2 separate regions of the Homo sapiens genome follow, and region 2 is linked to region 1. Evidence: chromatin loops called from intact Hi-C (ENCODE). Cell type or tissue: IMR-90. All regions are shown on one strand.

Region 1 (8,000 bases):
TTAGCGAAACTTATCTATTTTTTTGTTAATCAGCAATTGTTAAATTTCTCCTCAGTTGGCATGAAGGTAAAAAAGCTTGGCTTGGCCTCCTTATTTTTATAGTTTGCTTTGAAGTACAATACATCTGTAAGATAAGGAAAGTTAAACTCGAGGTCTATTTCTCCTAACCTTACATTACAAATTAAACAATGATAAAGTACATTTCTTCTATGTGTGTGGTTCCAAAATTATTCATTGCAAAATCCTGTATCCTTTCCCATTTAATTAATTCCAGAGATTGAAATTTGTATCCTTGTCAATGTCAAATTATCATTTATATTATGAAAGGCATCACAAATACTATTCATTATAGTTCAACACCAATTCCTTTCTTTAAAGAAGAGAAGGTCATTTAATTTAATCTGGGCCAACCAAATCTTTCCTGGAAAAAGACAAATTATTGGCTTAAAATTTTTGGCAAGGAGCTGTACGTTTTTCTCCTTGATCATCTGAGAAGATTTAGCAGGATTTATTAGTCCCTAACATCTTGATCTCAGTCTCTAACAAACCACTGAAAATGAACACTTAAGGCTAATAAAGCTGACCCAGACAGATCAACCAATTCCATAAGATACAGGATGAAGAGGCTGGGCGCGGCGGCTCACGCCTGTAATCCCAGCACTCTGGGAAGCCAAGGCGGGTGGATCACGAGTTCAGGAGATCGAGACCATCCTGGCTAACACGATGAAACCCCGTCTCTACTAAAAATACAAAAGAAAAAAAAAAATTAGCCGGGCATGGTGGCGGGCACCTGTAGTCCCAACTACTCGGGAGGCTGAGGCAGGAAAATGGCGTGAACTCGGGAGGCGGAGCTTGCAATGAGTCGAGATTGCGCCACTGCACTCCAGCCTGGGCAACAGAGCAAGACTCCGTATCAAAAAAAAAAAAAAAAGATATGGGATGAAGAAATTATCAGGGTTCTTTTCTTGATTCCAGAAGTGATGGGCTATCCTGTCAGAAATTCATAACAAGGTAAATACCTGTGACACAGAAGCAAATAAGTAAATTACGGTGAAGATTACAGTTGAAGAAGTAGGATTTTTTTTTTTAACAAGTGAAAGTGTAAAGGAATAAAATGCCCTGGAATCACTAAAATCAATAAAACTTCAGCAGACCTATTACTTTTGGAACAAAAATGTCCTAAGTGGGTAATAACAACCTTTGAGTTCATCAGACAATTATCGTGGGTGCTACGCAAATTGAGTTAGGTAGAAATCCTGCTAGCATCGACAACCGCCCAATTACTACCAATATTATTAGTATATAGCAATAATCCTAATTACATTGGGTCAGATACACATGTTTCCAGAGTAAGGCCCAGTGCCACTTACAATCCTGGCTCTTAGGGCAGGCCCTGAGACCGATTGGAGAACTGCCAATGTGGTTGAATGTTTGGCAGTCATTACAATTCAGATGGGAGTTAGGGCAGAGAAAAAGGCACCAACTAATACGTAGTAATAAGTCTCAAGACAGGAGTATTAGACTCTGACTTATTCAAGATAAAAATAGAGTTGTAAGGTTGCCAAAACTAGCAGCAATGGCTGTAGTGACATTAACAGAATTTATACCATTCTTCTTTGAACCAACAATAACCTAAACTATTATTATTCTCTGCAGAAGAGATGCATGGAAGGTAGTTTTCTCTCTGTTAGAGCACAAAATGATGGAATGATCAAAGTTTTATTTTCCTTCTGGAATCCAGCCCAAAATAATTGCTGCTACAGCTGCAAGAAAACCCACTACAGTTGCCGGAATCTGCTTTAAGGCCAAACTGCCAATTCCTAGGTTCTACTTTTCAACGGGTGAATCCATCTTCCCTACATTTACTGCAGTGGTTAACCTTGATGCCAATGTCATTTCCAAGTTTTCATGGAGAACAAGAAGTGCAGAAATTAAAATGAAAACTTCTGTAACCTTTTTGAACACTTCGTATTAATTTCCCATTGCTGCTATTGCAAGTTACCACCAACTTAGTAACTTAAAACAACACAAATTTATTATACTGCAATTTTAGAGATCAGAAGTCCTAAATTTAAGGTGTCAGCAGGGCTGCATTCCTTCAGGAGGCTGTAGGGGAAAAATGTTTCTTTGCCTTTTCCAACTTCTAGAGGCCACCTGTATTCCTTGGCTCATGGTCCCTACCTCCATCTTCAGAGTTGGCAGTGTAGTATGTTAAATCTCTCTGATCTTTGCTTCCATCATCACATCTCTCTTACTCTGACCCTTTTGCCTCCTTCTTATAAGGGACCTTGTGATTCCACTGGACCCATGCAGACAATGCAGGATAATGTTCCTACTTCCAATCCTTAAATTAATCACATCAACATGGCCCCTGTGCCATGTAAGGTAACATATTCATAGGTTCTGGGGGATTAGGGCATGGACATCATTGGGGGATGGCATATTCTGTCTACCACAGTCCATGCTCTGATCCCCAAAGATCTATGTCCACTCTACATGCAAAATGTATTGACCTCATCCCAACATCTCCTCAAGTCTCAAACCATTGAAATTTCTCAGTGTTGTACTATATCTAACATAATGCCAACTGAAAATATTCCAAAACCAACTAGCAAAAATAGTGAAAGTATTTGCAATATCATAGTGTCACTGGATATCTTTGTTAATTTCTTTGTTTGTTTCCAAAATGATATCTTCCTCAACATCACTAGGAGTACCTTCATCTTTTAACATGGCAGTAGTTTCTGAAGCTTGCCATCCTTCCCAGTATGGCATAGTCACCATGTTTGGTGAAAGTTTGATAGCACCTGCCCATTTTTTCTATGAAAAGACTGCTGTGAGAAACTGATACTCCCTCCATGTGTTGTTCTGATCTATTACTAAAAGCCTGTGTTCCAGTTGATAATTTATCCTGCCAAATACCTTTGGTTTTTTTATTCCTGTCTTTCTGACTTTTCTGGTAAATGACTGGACCCATATTCAGCAGTAAGTTAAAAAAATTATCAGATTAAATTGCATTAAATTTAACTCCAATCTGCAAAACTTTCTCCAAGACTTGGACCACTATTGTGTTAGTAATAGATCTTCTTTATTATTAGTCATCTTGTCATAGCAACAGAATGTGTATTCCTCTGTTCTCAAACTGCATGAGGAACTGTAGCAGTTGAATCAGAACCACAAACACTGGTTTTAAATTAAGATACTGACTTTGGCCGGGCGGGGTGGCTCATGCCTGTAATCCCAGCACTTTGGGAGGCCTAGGCGAGTGGATCACGAGGTCAGGAGATCAAGACCATTCTGGCTAACATGGTGAAAACCCATCTCTACGGCCAGGCGTGATGGCACACACCTGTAGTACCAGCTACTCTGGAGGCTGAGGCAGGAGAATCACTTGAACCCGGGAGGCAGAGGTTGCAGTGAGCTGAGATTGTGCCACTGCACTCCAGCCTGCATGACAAAGCGAGACTCCATCTCACAAAAAATAAAATAAAATAAAAAATAAAGAAGATACTGACTTCATTGTATGGAAGAAAAATAATGTTTCCACTAATAAAAAATGTTCAGAAGGTGACAGGAAGAGGTAGATCTTAGGATGCACCTGACCCCAGCTCCTAGCAAACCTCAGGGCTTTTCTTTTACTGTCACCTGTCTCCATGTGGAGAGAGGGACAGAGACACTCTGGGCAAGGATGAAAGGACCATTCACTTCATCCTCAAGCATCTGAAGCTCCAGTCTCAGAGTTCCTTCCTGCTCAGCATCTTCTTACATCATCACTCATAAATCTACTTTTAATGTTAAATGTGATCAAGATTATCGCCCATCATAATAGACATGTTCCACAAATTTAAGCCCTATCTCTAGAAAGGCTGTAGACCATCATTTTGCTCTGAATCAGCAACGGTTTTGAGATTTTTGTGGCTTTTTTAGCCCATTGAACTAGCATGAGTCAGCCAGTCATTTTGAAACTGACAAAAGAGAAATTTGACTTTTGAAATTTTTTACACTGTATAGCACAGTGACTGTCCCTTGCCACCCTGCCAGCGTCCCACTGTCCTTGAGTTATATCAAAGCTACATATGTTGTGGGCCGGTCTGAGGCATTGTGGGCTATTTGATCCTTGCACTCTTCCACATAACCACCTGACACATGAACTGTGAAAATCTCAGTTGAGTTTGTTTAGAAAACCCTCACATGAGAAATACTCTTGGCTTTCTGAAGAACAGTCAGCAATTTCCCAGAATTTAATAGGAGTCAACAGGATTATACCATCATGGATATATGTCTAGCTAACTGTGATACAATCTTCTGGAAAAAAATAATGGAATTAATGTAAAATACTGGTAATGCCTGATATTTGACAGAACAGTAACACAGGGCCAAATATTTTTTTAAATGTTACGTGCTTGCATCCTTGGCTTTCGGGGTGAGGGGATTGAAAAGACTAATCTTTAAGATTTCTTCTCCTGAGAGCAATCCTAGGACTCTGAGACCACGTTTCCCAGTGGCTGCAGGTGACTGCTAAAGCTCCAGTGACCTCTTGATTTGAGACTCAAAGCTCTGTGTCTTGTCAAGATCAGCCAGGGCCTGGCACACAGGAAAATGTTTGCCTTCATGGCAGATAGTTGTTGAAATCTTACACCCTCCCATGATTATTATGGCGAAATCTTACACCCTCCCATGATTATTATGGCAGGCAAAACCAAACAACCCTTGAATCATAAATTTTAAACAACTGAAAAAATGCTTTCAGAGCCAAGAGAGGCTTTGATTTTTTCCCTTGTTGAAGATTTTTATCAAATGAGATAGAGAGCATTATGCTTTCTTCTTAACCATCATCTCCAAGGAGTTCAAGAAATTGTGGCTGGGTAGAGGCCCTTGGGATTCTCCTTTAATGATTAAATTAAAGAATGATTTGAAATGACTTTTTACATATAACTAACAATAATATTAAATTGTTGTTAAGTTCTGCATATAAGTATTACATCATGAAATACACCTAGAATGTTATATAACACACATAATATGTAAAGGAGCTACTTGTTTTATCTCCTCTTTGCAAATGAAGAAAGGATGCTTTAGACAGGTTGGATAACTAACCCAAGGCCACAAGTAACTAATCTGCAGAACTGACCTACCTGCCTCCAAAGCTCGGATCTTAACTACTATACTATATGGCAACCCTGGGAAAATAGAACAAAAAAACCTAACTTAAAAAGATACAACATATATCTGAGTTCAAATCCAACCTTCATCACTAACTCACTTCAAAAAGTGAGATTTTTGACAAACCTCACTTTCTTTAGTCACGAAGCTGAGGTGAGTTTTGAATGAGATAACGTATACAGTGGCACTCAGCAGAGTACCTGAACAAGATTAACTTGTTAATTGTTAACTTCTTTCCATTAAAAAATGAGATTTTCTTGGGGCAGGTGTGAACATCGCAGCTAGTGAGTGAGACTGCCTAAGCCCTCACTGCCCAATACGGTGGCCACACGGCTAGTTAAATTTAAATTAGATTTAAAGTTAAAGAACAACCTGTGTAAAAAATAAATACTACATGTCATGGAGGGATCTGTAAACACCAAGAGGAGTATGAGTCAGAACAACTGTGTGAAAGATAAGGTCAGATGGAGATAAATCCCTGGGGTGCCAAGAAAGCCCTGGGGGTGGGGGCGTGGAAGCAAAAGACAGCGGGTCTCTGCGAGTCACTCTTGTTCAGTCTCAGGACCCTGGGAGACACTCATGGTTTCCTGGGCTTTTTCCCAGGAATTTGGCATTGAACTTGATGTTAATCTGAGGGAGTTTCCAGTTCCTGGCTGCGAGGCTGGATGAGGACACGTGGCCCCGAGGCACAGAGAGCCCAGGGCTGTGGGCAGAGAAGAGTCAGAGCCTCAGGGGCCTCGCCCTGTCCAGAACTCCACGTGACATGACGCCCCACAGAGCGAACCTCTGACAAACAAGCATGGGGCCCGTGTTGCCCTAGTGGATGGAAATGGACGTGGGAAGCAAGGTATGGTACAGATGCTGCCTTAGAGAGAAAGATAATTACAGGCAAAACTGAGCTAGACGACTCTGCTCCAGTTTGAAAAGTTTGCCATTTGAATGGCAAAGACTGAACAGCATATAAGCGTCCACTTTCTGACAGTAACCACCTACATATGGTCAATTGTAACTATTTACACTAATAATATATGCTGGGGATTCTCTGTCTCCCCATCTACATCTATTCTCCCTGGCCTTGTCCCCGGGGAGAATGATTTCCGGGACCATCTTGGCAATGCCTTGTGCGCTGATCTCCGCTGGGTTTGGTGAAGAGGAGACTTGAGGAGATAGAGAAGCTGGAGGTCCAGGGGCTCTGCAGTGGCTGTGCTCATGTCCTGAGGAGCACACCCCTTGCAGGACACCTCTCCCGTGGCTGTGGTTCTGGCTGGGTCCTGGATGACAACTTCCTTCTGTTGCAGCCCCTTCAGGCCCTGGCTCGTAGTGTTTGCAGAAACGTGGTGCTTTGCCCTGCCCTGTTGTTGTTAACCAAATCACATACTGGTAACTAACTCTTTCACTAAACTCTTGCCCATTATCCATTTTGAGGGTTCCTGAGATGCCAACTGATCCTTGAATCTAATGATTTGAAGATGGCTGAGAACTCCTTAACAGGCAAAATAGGTTTTGTTGGCCGGGCGTGGTGGCTCAAGCCTCTAATCCCAGCAGTTTGGGAGGCCAAGGCGGGCAGATCACCTGAGGTCAGGAGTTCGAGACCAGCCTGGGCAACATGGTGAAACCCCGTCTCTACTAAAAATACAAAAATTAGCCGGGCATGATGACATGTGTCTGTAATCCCAGCTACTCGGGAGGCTAAGGCAGGAGAATCGCTTGAACCTGGGAGGCGGAGGTTGCAGTGAGCCGAGATTGTGCCACTGCACTCCAGCCTGGATGACAGAGTAACACTCCATCTAAAAAACAAAAAAAAAAAAAAAAAAAAGTTTTATTGTGGCTTTTCCTTGTGCTCTATGTTTATATGGATACTGATACGGTTTGACTGCGTCCCCACCCAAATCTCATCTTGAATTGTACCTCCCATAATTCCCTCGTGTGGTGGGAAGGACCAGTGGAGGGTAGTTGAATCATGGGGAGGCGGATCTTTCCTGTGCTGTGATAGTGATTAAGTCTCAGGAGATCCAATGATTTTATAAAGGGGAATTCCCCTACACAAACTCTCTCTCCCCTACCACCATGTAAGAGGTGACTTTGCTCCTCATTGGCCTTCCATCATGATTGTGAGGCCTCCCCAGCCATGTGGAACTGTGAATCAATTAAACCTTTTACCTTTATAAATTACCCAGCCTCGGGTATGTCTTTATTAGCAGGGTGAGAACAGAATAATACAGATACACTGCAATGAACCCCAGGTCTTGGCCAGGATCTTTCTCTGTCTTCATTTTTGTCCCTTTACTTTAATACTATTTATATATGGATGACTTCTACATTGATGTCACTTGCCTAAACTTCTACAGAGTTCTAAATTTGTATACCCAACTGTGTACTTGACCTTTCTTTTTGAATTTTCTATAGGCAGTTCACACAGAACATGTCCAAAGCAGAATCTGCCTTAATCCTCACCATCCTGCTCCCTAACCTGTTCTTGCCCATCTTCCCTACTTTAGATTTTGGTAAATTACACCACTATTTAACCAAACGCTCAAACTATAAACTTAGGTATTTATTTCTTAAGTTTATTTTTCTTCTATAAGCTCCCCCCACCGCTGCCACCTTTTTTTGGTCTGCAACCTAGAAAGAATCCTCTAGGAATAATTTTTTGCATTATTATTTGCTATGGTAATAACAAGGAAACATTACATTGAAATGCAGTGTTAATAGGGCATTTAATTTATTTAACTTACTTTGTAATATTGTGAACTGTCTATAAGTCTGTTCTTATTACACTAATGACAACTAACAAACCTAAGCATCCTCTAACTTTCAGTAACATTGGTAGCTATTTA
Region 2 (8,000 bases), 180 kb before region 1:
GGTGCCAGGATCCTTTCAGCCCAGGAGTTTGAGGCTGCAGTGAGCTGTGACTGCACTACTGCACTCCAGCCTGGGCAACAGAGTGAGATCTGTCTAAAAAAGAAAAAAAACGTGGTGAAGCATTAGGAAAGAATTTTGCTTGTGAGTTGCCCTTTGGTGGTTGGAAGGAAGCTCGTGTCCTGGCTTCCATACTTGCAGCATCTGCCCCATGCTGCCTTCTTAGCCCCACCTGCACCCATCCGAAGCTCTGTCCATGGTGCCACCCCTCCCGCCTTTGGTGCATGTCCTTCAGCCTGGAGTGATTTCTCAATGTGGCCGCCACCTTCACTGCATGCGAGCTCCTTGTCTCCAGAGCCTACCTGCAGCTTTGACTTTCTCTTTCTGGAGAAACCCCTCCCCAGGATCTGGTTTTCTCTGGCAGGCACTGTCCTCACTGCAGAAAGCTTGCCCTTCCTCCTTTCCATGCTTCATGCTAACTTCAAATCCTTGTCTTCAAAGTTCTTTTTTCTCCCCATTTTCCTCACTCTCACACCTGTCCCAATGTTTTCGATGTCAAATGGGCTACATTTGTAGTCTTGGTCAAGAATTCCTGTTGAATAAGAGCGGGATGTCTCTCTTTCTCTCTGTGTTTTTATTGAGATGATCAGATTTATGTATGTGTATGTGGGAGCTGTTTTAAAAACTTAAAATTATGCAAGACCTCTGTAAACTTATTTTCATTCATCTGAATACATGATTTACTTACCTTAGTTAAAAATGACAGAAGGCCCTACTTATATTTCTACAGTTTGTTTTCAGACAACATGACATTTAAAGATCTTTTCATGTTAGTACATGTAGATTATCCTAATTCTTTTCAACCTTTGCATGTAATGCTATGCTATGAATTCACTGTTGTATAGAAACATTTCCCTACTGATATTGGGACTAAAGAGTACATTCCTATAAAATATTTTAATCATTTAAAAACACTTCTGTGTTTCTGTGCTTTCTGTAGAAAGTAAAAATGTTATGTTTTAAGAATTCCACCATTGAAGGGTATTAGTCACATGAAGATAAAGAGTAACTTCGTTTTGTAAAATAATCAGTTCCAGTTTCCTGTGTTTAAATATATACATGTATTTAGTTTGATACATATATATTTAATTTGTATGTATCATATAGATTTATGACTTGGGGGTATAGTGCAGATGTGTTACATGGATATATTGTGTAGTAGTGAAGTCTGGGTGTTTAGTGCACCTGTTGCTTGAATAGTGAACATTGTACCCTATAGGTAATTTTTCAACCCTCACCCCCATCTCACCAGTGTCTATTATTGCACTCTATAAGTCCCTGTGTACAATGGAACAAAAACTCTGTAACAAGTGCTATGCCTGGCATTGCAGACACACAGAGATGAATAGGGCTGTACCCTGAGGAGCCTCAGACAACCTAGACCACTGGTAATACAAGGCAAGGGAAGAAGTAGTATTGTCTTCTAAAATAGGAACAGCTGGTTTTGACTTGGGACCAGGCATAAGGGGACAGACCTGGGTCTGGGGAACAGGCTGTGGGTAGGGTGTTCCTGGGAGTTGGGAAATCAGCCTCAGATCTGCAAGAAGGAGCTTCTCTTCATCCTTAGGCGGTGGGTGTCTTCAAATGAGAGGACCCGGGAGCAGCAGGTTCTTGGACCACTGAAGGCTGTGACAAAGGTTAATAAACACCCTCTGCCCCCAATCCCACCTCGAGATAACAGCCATGTATGTGCTCTTCAGCACCTTCTGGCTCAGAGGTCATTTAAAAATTTTTTTTACAAGAATGTAATATGTAATATGTATATGTATATTTGGTGTGTGTGTTTATCTTTATATATACTGGTACTCTTGTTTTCACTGGACCGATTTATAAGAATGAACTGAAGTTTATATATATATATTTTTTTTTTGCTGCAGATCATATTCCAGCCAATAGCTTAAGAGCACAAATTGTGGTCTCCTGACAGTAACTGTGCATGCTGTATGGTTTTTAACATCGTTTTAATCAGTAACTATTCATTTTCTTATTCCGCTTTTTCTCATTTCACATTATCTTATGCATCCTTCTTTACATAGCTTCCTAACCTCCATATTTACCACTTTTTAATAACTTTCTATCCTTTCTTTGATAGAAAGGCTCAGTACAGGCTGACAGTTCCTCAGCTGTTGGGTTTAACTGGTGAGGAGGGGAAGGGCCCTTGGGAAAGAAGTCTCACTTATTGATCTTTCTCTTCACACCTGTGCACAGGTGCAATGGCTGGATTTACTGAAATGATAGAGAAAAAAACCCACCATGGTACTGTTTAACACAAAGTACTTAAGCATACTCTAGGTTCTTTGAGCAGGAGATCCTGAAACATTTGGGGTATATTTTACTAACAGAAAAAAGTACAAGTCTTCCAATATGTAAACACAATTGAATTTACTATAAATTAGAGAAAAGATTAGTGAATTCTTATTTCTTATTTTCCAATTATCCCATCTACAGCACTTTGAGGCTGCTTGCTGTTCTGACATCTTCCATAGTGTTTCATGGTCTTGAAATTTTATAAGAATTTAGAAAAAGACTAATTACTTAGCTACTGAGGGCTTCAAAGAGCTTGGTTCAAATTGAATATCTGGCTTACAATATGGAATCACCCTATTGCTTTTTCCTTCTATTGTCAGATCACTTGGTCATTTTGAAAAAGCTGCATACAGTGATACTAGAAAAAAATTATTTGCTTGGTAGCTTTTGTTAGCTTCTTAGAACATCTGTTATCAAGCTAAGTTCATCATTCCTGGAGAGCAACTAAAGCCCTAACCAAATGTGACTTCACTGCCCATGTCATGGAAGACGATGGAGTTGGATTGGAATGTTGAGTGTTTGCCTTTGGTTTCTGAGGTCTGCTCTCCAAAACAACATGGTGAAAATTGAGTTGTACACTTTACTTTTCCAGAAAGCACTGGGTATATATGATACCCAATTGGTTTAAGAACCTCAGATTTCAGGAGGCAGCTCAGTTATCTCCCTGTAATAACAGCCAATTCCACAAACCAGTTGTTTGATATGTGGGGCTTGCAGGCCCCCTGGTTTGGGGATGGAAACAAAAACACCAAATTGGAGTTGGCCTGAAACACAGCTACCCCTGAACACTCAGCTGTCTCTGGTCACACGGGCTTGGCTTTGGAGACTGGGTTATAGCCTAGAGAGGACACGAGTCAAGTCCTTGATGCTACACGATGGAAGGACATAAGGGCCTGGTCGTGGCAGGTCCATGGGACTCTAAAAATGAAGAGCAACATCATGGAAAATATTGTGACTTAAGAGAGCATCTAAGAGGCAAAAAAAAGTGATTTTTTTCCCAAAGCAATGTAGACGAGGTGTTACTTAGGAAGGTGTTAAATTGAAGTAACACTTGGCCCATTTGAAAAATCACAGGAATACCAATACAAAATGGGAAGGGACTGAAGAATTTGCTTCCTGATGAGGCAACATTAACTTTGGAATTAGGTACATCTGGCTGCACTAATAGTGGTTTTCCAACTCACTGGCAGTGTTTATCAAAATGCAGATTCCTAGGTTCTTGCCCAGATCTAGTGAATCATGATCTCTTGAGGAGGTTCCCAGGTATCCTAATCTTTAGTGAGCTCTCCAGGTGATTTTAAAACACAGCTAAAGCTTTTAAGAGCTTACGATGTGCCAGGCACTGTTTCGACTGCTTGCTATGCATGATCTCACTTAGAATGTAAAATGATGGTACGAGCTCAGTATTATCATCTGTGTTTCATAGCCAAGGAAGCCAAGGCTTAGAGTAGCCATTGGACTTGCCTGCAGTCACACAGTGGATGATGGAGCAGGGATGTAAACACATGCAGCATGTCTTTAGAGTCCACACTCCTAAGCACCATGGTGCCTGCTCAGCTTTTTATGCTCTTTGTACTCTGGGAACCACTAAACAAATTAATTAACTTCTCTGGCTGTCAATTTCCTCATTGGTAAAACGGATACAAACAAATTTAAAAGTGTAAAGCCTGTAATGGTAAATCTTGATAATGAAGAGAAGTCCAGCAGCTCTACTTTCTTAGGCTATGAAGAACATCTTTGTGATGCAATGTTCTATATTTGTGGTTTGCATTTATGGACAAACTTCAAATATGGGAATGATAGTAATAATGAAGAATTTTTTTTAGTATAGTATGCTTTCTTAGATGTCCCCTGTGCTGAGCAATTTCACTGTGGCTAAATCTGGATCCCTTCTAATCTTTGAAAATTTCCGTTTTCTTTATTTGATTTTTCTACGTTTAAAAACTTTTAGCCTGATAAAGAAAAGATGCCCTCTTCTTGGGGTCAAATATTTAAAGGCCAACCAGTTTAAACACAACTATCTGTATAAGCAATAGTAAATACACCATCCCTTTGTCTATAGTGAAGAACTTTTGACCGGTGACCTGCTCACCTTTAGAAAATACATGAAAGCCTCCAGGCCTCTATTTTTTGCCCTGGCAAAGATAACTTGCCAGGAATCTTTACAGAGGATAAAGAGAATCACTTGTTTTTAAAATTAAAATCTTTTTTTTTTAAGGTGACAAATCTATCCTTTCAAATTTAAGAGCAGGAACTTAATTCAACAGTACACTTACAAATTTACTGCCTGTTGCTAAGGCTAAATTTGACAAGGTGATCTTTTATTAGTCATTCGGCCAGAAAAAAAAAAAATGGAATCTCCGTCAAGACTTTGCTCTTTCCAGCCGCACAGGGTGACTCATGTGAGGTTGAAAGCAAGTAGCTTTGGGCAGGACTGCCCTGGGGCACAGCTGTGACCTCTAGTTTTGGTGAGTCACAAAAATAGCTGTAGCTTACTTCCACTTGTCCATTCTCATGAGGCATTTAAACAATGTGAATTGATGAACCACAAACTGATTTTTGTTAAGGGTTTCAGTACCTTTCCTAGAAAAACGTTTCTAGCATGACCTGTAAGTAGGCAGAGTAAGTCGCCCTCTCATCTATCTCTAGGAGGCAAGTTGTCTCTTCTAGAAGACAAATAATGAGTGAAATTGCTGAAGTCAGGCTGGTTGAGGACAGGGCAGGGGAGGAGAGGGAATCTACTTGACTGATAACTCAAGAATATACTATCCCTCCTGAATAATCCAGCCTGTTGCAAAAGTTTGCATAAAAAGGGTGAAATCATTGACTGATATTAGTGAATATTTATCAAGTGCCTGCTATATGCCAGGTCCTGGCTACACACCGTGATTTGTACAGAAAACAATGAAACCTGAAGTGGTTCCTAAGCCCAAAGATGTGGAGCCTCGGAACATGCAGTCACATACACACAGAGGAAGTGCGGAAGCCCAGCAGTGGCCAGCGCTTCCAGGAGAGGCCGAGAGCCGGGAAGCGTGGTGAGGGGCTGAGCTAGACGGGACACTCAGGAAAGCCTTTCTGGAGGGGTCATGTTTCAGCTGAGATCTGAAGGAGAAATAGGGTTGAACTTGCCGAAGGATGAGGAGTACCTTCTGAGTAGAGGGAAAATGTCTTCAAGGCCTGGTGGAGGTGGCAGAGGTGGGGAAAGGAATGGTTTGTCTGATGAGCTGAAAGCACTGGGTGTCGCCGGTGCTTGGGCATCCTGGGGTGGGGGGAGTAGGGTGCAGATGGAGTGAATGACTTAGGCAGGAGAAGACCACGAAGAGCCTATGGGCTTTATACCTGGAGTTGGGGTAAGCTGCGGAAGGATTTTAGGCAAAGGGTGGTAAAATCAGGTTTGCATTTTGTAAAGAACTTTCTGTTCACCATGTGGAGAACAAACGCAGATGGACAGGCCAGATGTATGGAGACAAATCAAGAGGTTGCGGCATGGGCAGGCATGGTTTCTAGGATGAGGGTGGTGGTGAGGATGGAGACAGAGAAACCTAGGAAGGAAAATCTCCCTTGACTGGGAGAGAGACAATTTACACACAGTGAGAGAGAGAAAGACTGGATTGACTGCCAGCGTTGAAGCATCTCCAAATGGTGGATGCTGGTTTTACTCAGAGAGGAACCACTGGAAGCAGACTAAGGTTGTTATTGTGGGAAATGTTACGAATTCAGAAGCATATAGTGTTGAAGTGTGTCTTTCTGATATCCCAATAGAGACAGCTAGAAAGACATCCATCTAGCTATATAGCTCTGGATCTCAGAAGAGTAATCAAGATTGGACAAAGGAATTTGGGAGTCTCTGTATGGCCATGGGTATTGATAGAGTGTGAAAGGAATGAACTATAAATGAACTTTGAGAAATTACAACATTTAATGACTGGGTGGAGGAGGATGAGCCAGCAAGGAAGATTGAGAGGGACATGCAGGAGGAAAACCAAGAGAATATAGTTTCCTGGAAACCAAAGGAAGGTGGTATTTCAAGGAGAGAGAATAATAGTCAATGGTGCCAAAAGCTACAGATGGTCCAGTAAGATGAGGAGGGAAGAAATTCCACTGGATTTAGCAACACAGAGATTCTCAGTAACTTCAGGAAGATTAACTTCAGAAATTAATGTGAAATCCAAGGGCAGGGGCACGTTTTACCCAATGCAGACTATAACAATATTTTTAGGGCACTAATCATAAAGTTTAAAGCACAGATACATACTGACCTCTGGCTGACTGATTTCAGAGATATGCCATATGGATATTTCTGGAAAGATTTGTAGCTTTCTGGACAAACAATGGGGTGGGGAAGAAACGTAGCAAGTTTACGTGTGGGCGAAAAGAAAAGCAGTCAGAAGCCCTGAGTGTTAGTCTTTGCAGCCAAAATTCAAAAGCAGGCCAGGTGATCAGAGGTGCAGCTCTTGCATCTCTAAAGCTGCAGGGCTAGGATATAATTGCCAGAATCTATGAAAGTGTGAGTGCTGTGGGTTTTGCCCATGAAGGCAGAAAGGTGCAAGTGAGGGTCTTGTCCATTCTATTGCCAGCCATATTAGTCTGTTCTCATGCTGCTAATAAAGATGTACCCAAGATCAGGTAATTTATAAAGGAAAGAGGTTTAATGGACTCAGAGTTCCACATGACTAGGGAGGCCTCACAGTCATGGCAGAAGTCGAGGGGAAAAGCAAAGGCACGCCTTATATGGCGGCAGGCAAGACAGCTTGTGCAGGGGACACAATTTATAAAACCATCAGATCTTGTGAGACTTATTCACTACCACAAGAATCAACTCCATGATTCAATTATCTCCCCCGGTCCCACCCTTGACTCCTGGGGATTACTAAAATTCAAGGTGAGATTTGGGTGGCGACACAGCCAAACCGTATCACCAGCTCTGCATTATACTGGGGGTAACTCTGCTTTTTTTTGTTGTTGTTGTTGTTTTGTTTTTTTGTTTGTTTTCAATTGGGAATGAGGCTGTCCTAGGTTTTTTTCCTGAGGTCATTTGCAGTTTTGAAATTGTAATAATTATGTTCATCAAGGTGAACATCTAATTTTGCATGCTCAATTAAGCTAATTTGGCATTTGCTGTCTTGTCTTCATCATTGGATGAGCTAATTTTTTGTACTTTTTTTTTTAATCACAGTATTTTGTCTCCCCACTTGCCTTTTAATCCTCTGTGCATGTGGCAGTGAGCTGTGGCTCTCCCTCACAGGATGAGGTCATGTTTGCTCCCCTGAGGCCTTCTTTGTGCAATCGTGGTCTCTGTATAACACCAAGGCCGCAATTTTCAGGAATAAACATAGATGGGAATGGATGATTCCCTGGTTTCATAAAACCTCTAAGCAACATTAGATAATACTCATTGATAGAAGTAAAACTGAATTATTCTCTGTGCCAGTAGTTTTTATGTCTCATAAGAGATTCTACTGGAGGGATCACTGGGTATTTCAAAGATGCTTGGAAACAACACGTTGATGGAATTGTCTTCAATGGAAAGTCATAAATGTTTGCTGATGATTTTTGGTGGGTCTATCAAAATCAATTAACCCTACCATTGTTGCATTTTGTGCTCACTTAAAAAAAATTATTGAAGAGGATGAATT

What was found. A loop is a pair of places that touch in the nucleus more often than their neighbours do. Peaks named below come from ENCODE experiments on the same cell type or tissue, not always from the same donor. Only the 100,000 strongest peaks of a DNase experiment are listed, where the experiment ranks them.
Region 2: it touches region 1 in a loop (3-fold over the local background); 24 of 110 quality-filtered maps call a loop at or near these places.

The regions. Positions count from the first base shown.
Region 1 is chr18:11,321,348-11,329,347 of GRCh38, reverse strand. It overlaps the pseudogene LOC100130329. Among named protein-coding and RNA genes, the nearest start is that of LINC01928, 130 kb to the left of the region's middle. In IMR-90, no CTCF peak of the experiment used is centred here; DNase peaks (open chromatin) are centred at 3,137, 3,907 and 5,707; H3K27ac peaks cover 1,433 bases.
Region 2 is chr18:11,497,417-11,505,416 of GRCh38, reverse strand. All of the region lies in intron 2 of LINC01255 (long intergenic non-protein coding RNA 1255), which reads right to left. Among named protein-coding and RNA genes, the nearest start is that of LINC01255, 13 kb to the right of the region's middle. In IMR-90, no CTCF peak of the experiment used is centred here; DNase peaks (open chromatin) are centred at 2,836 and 4,786.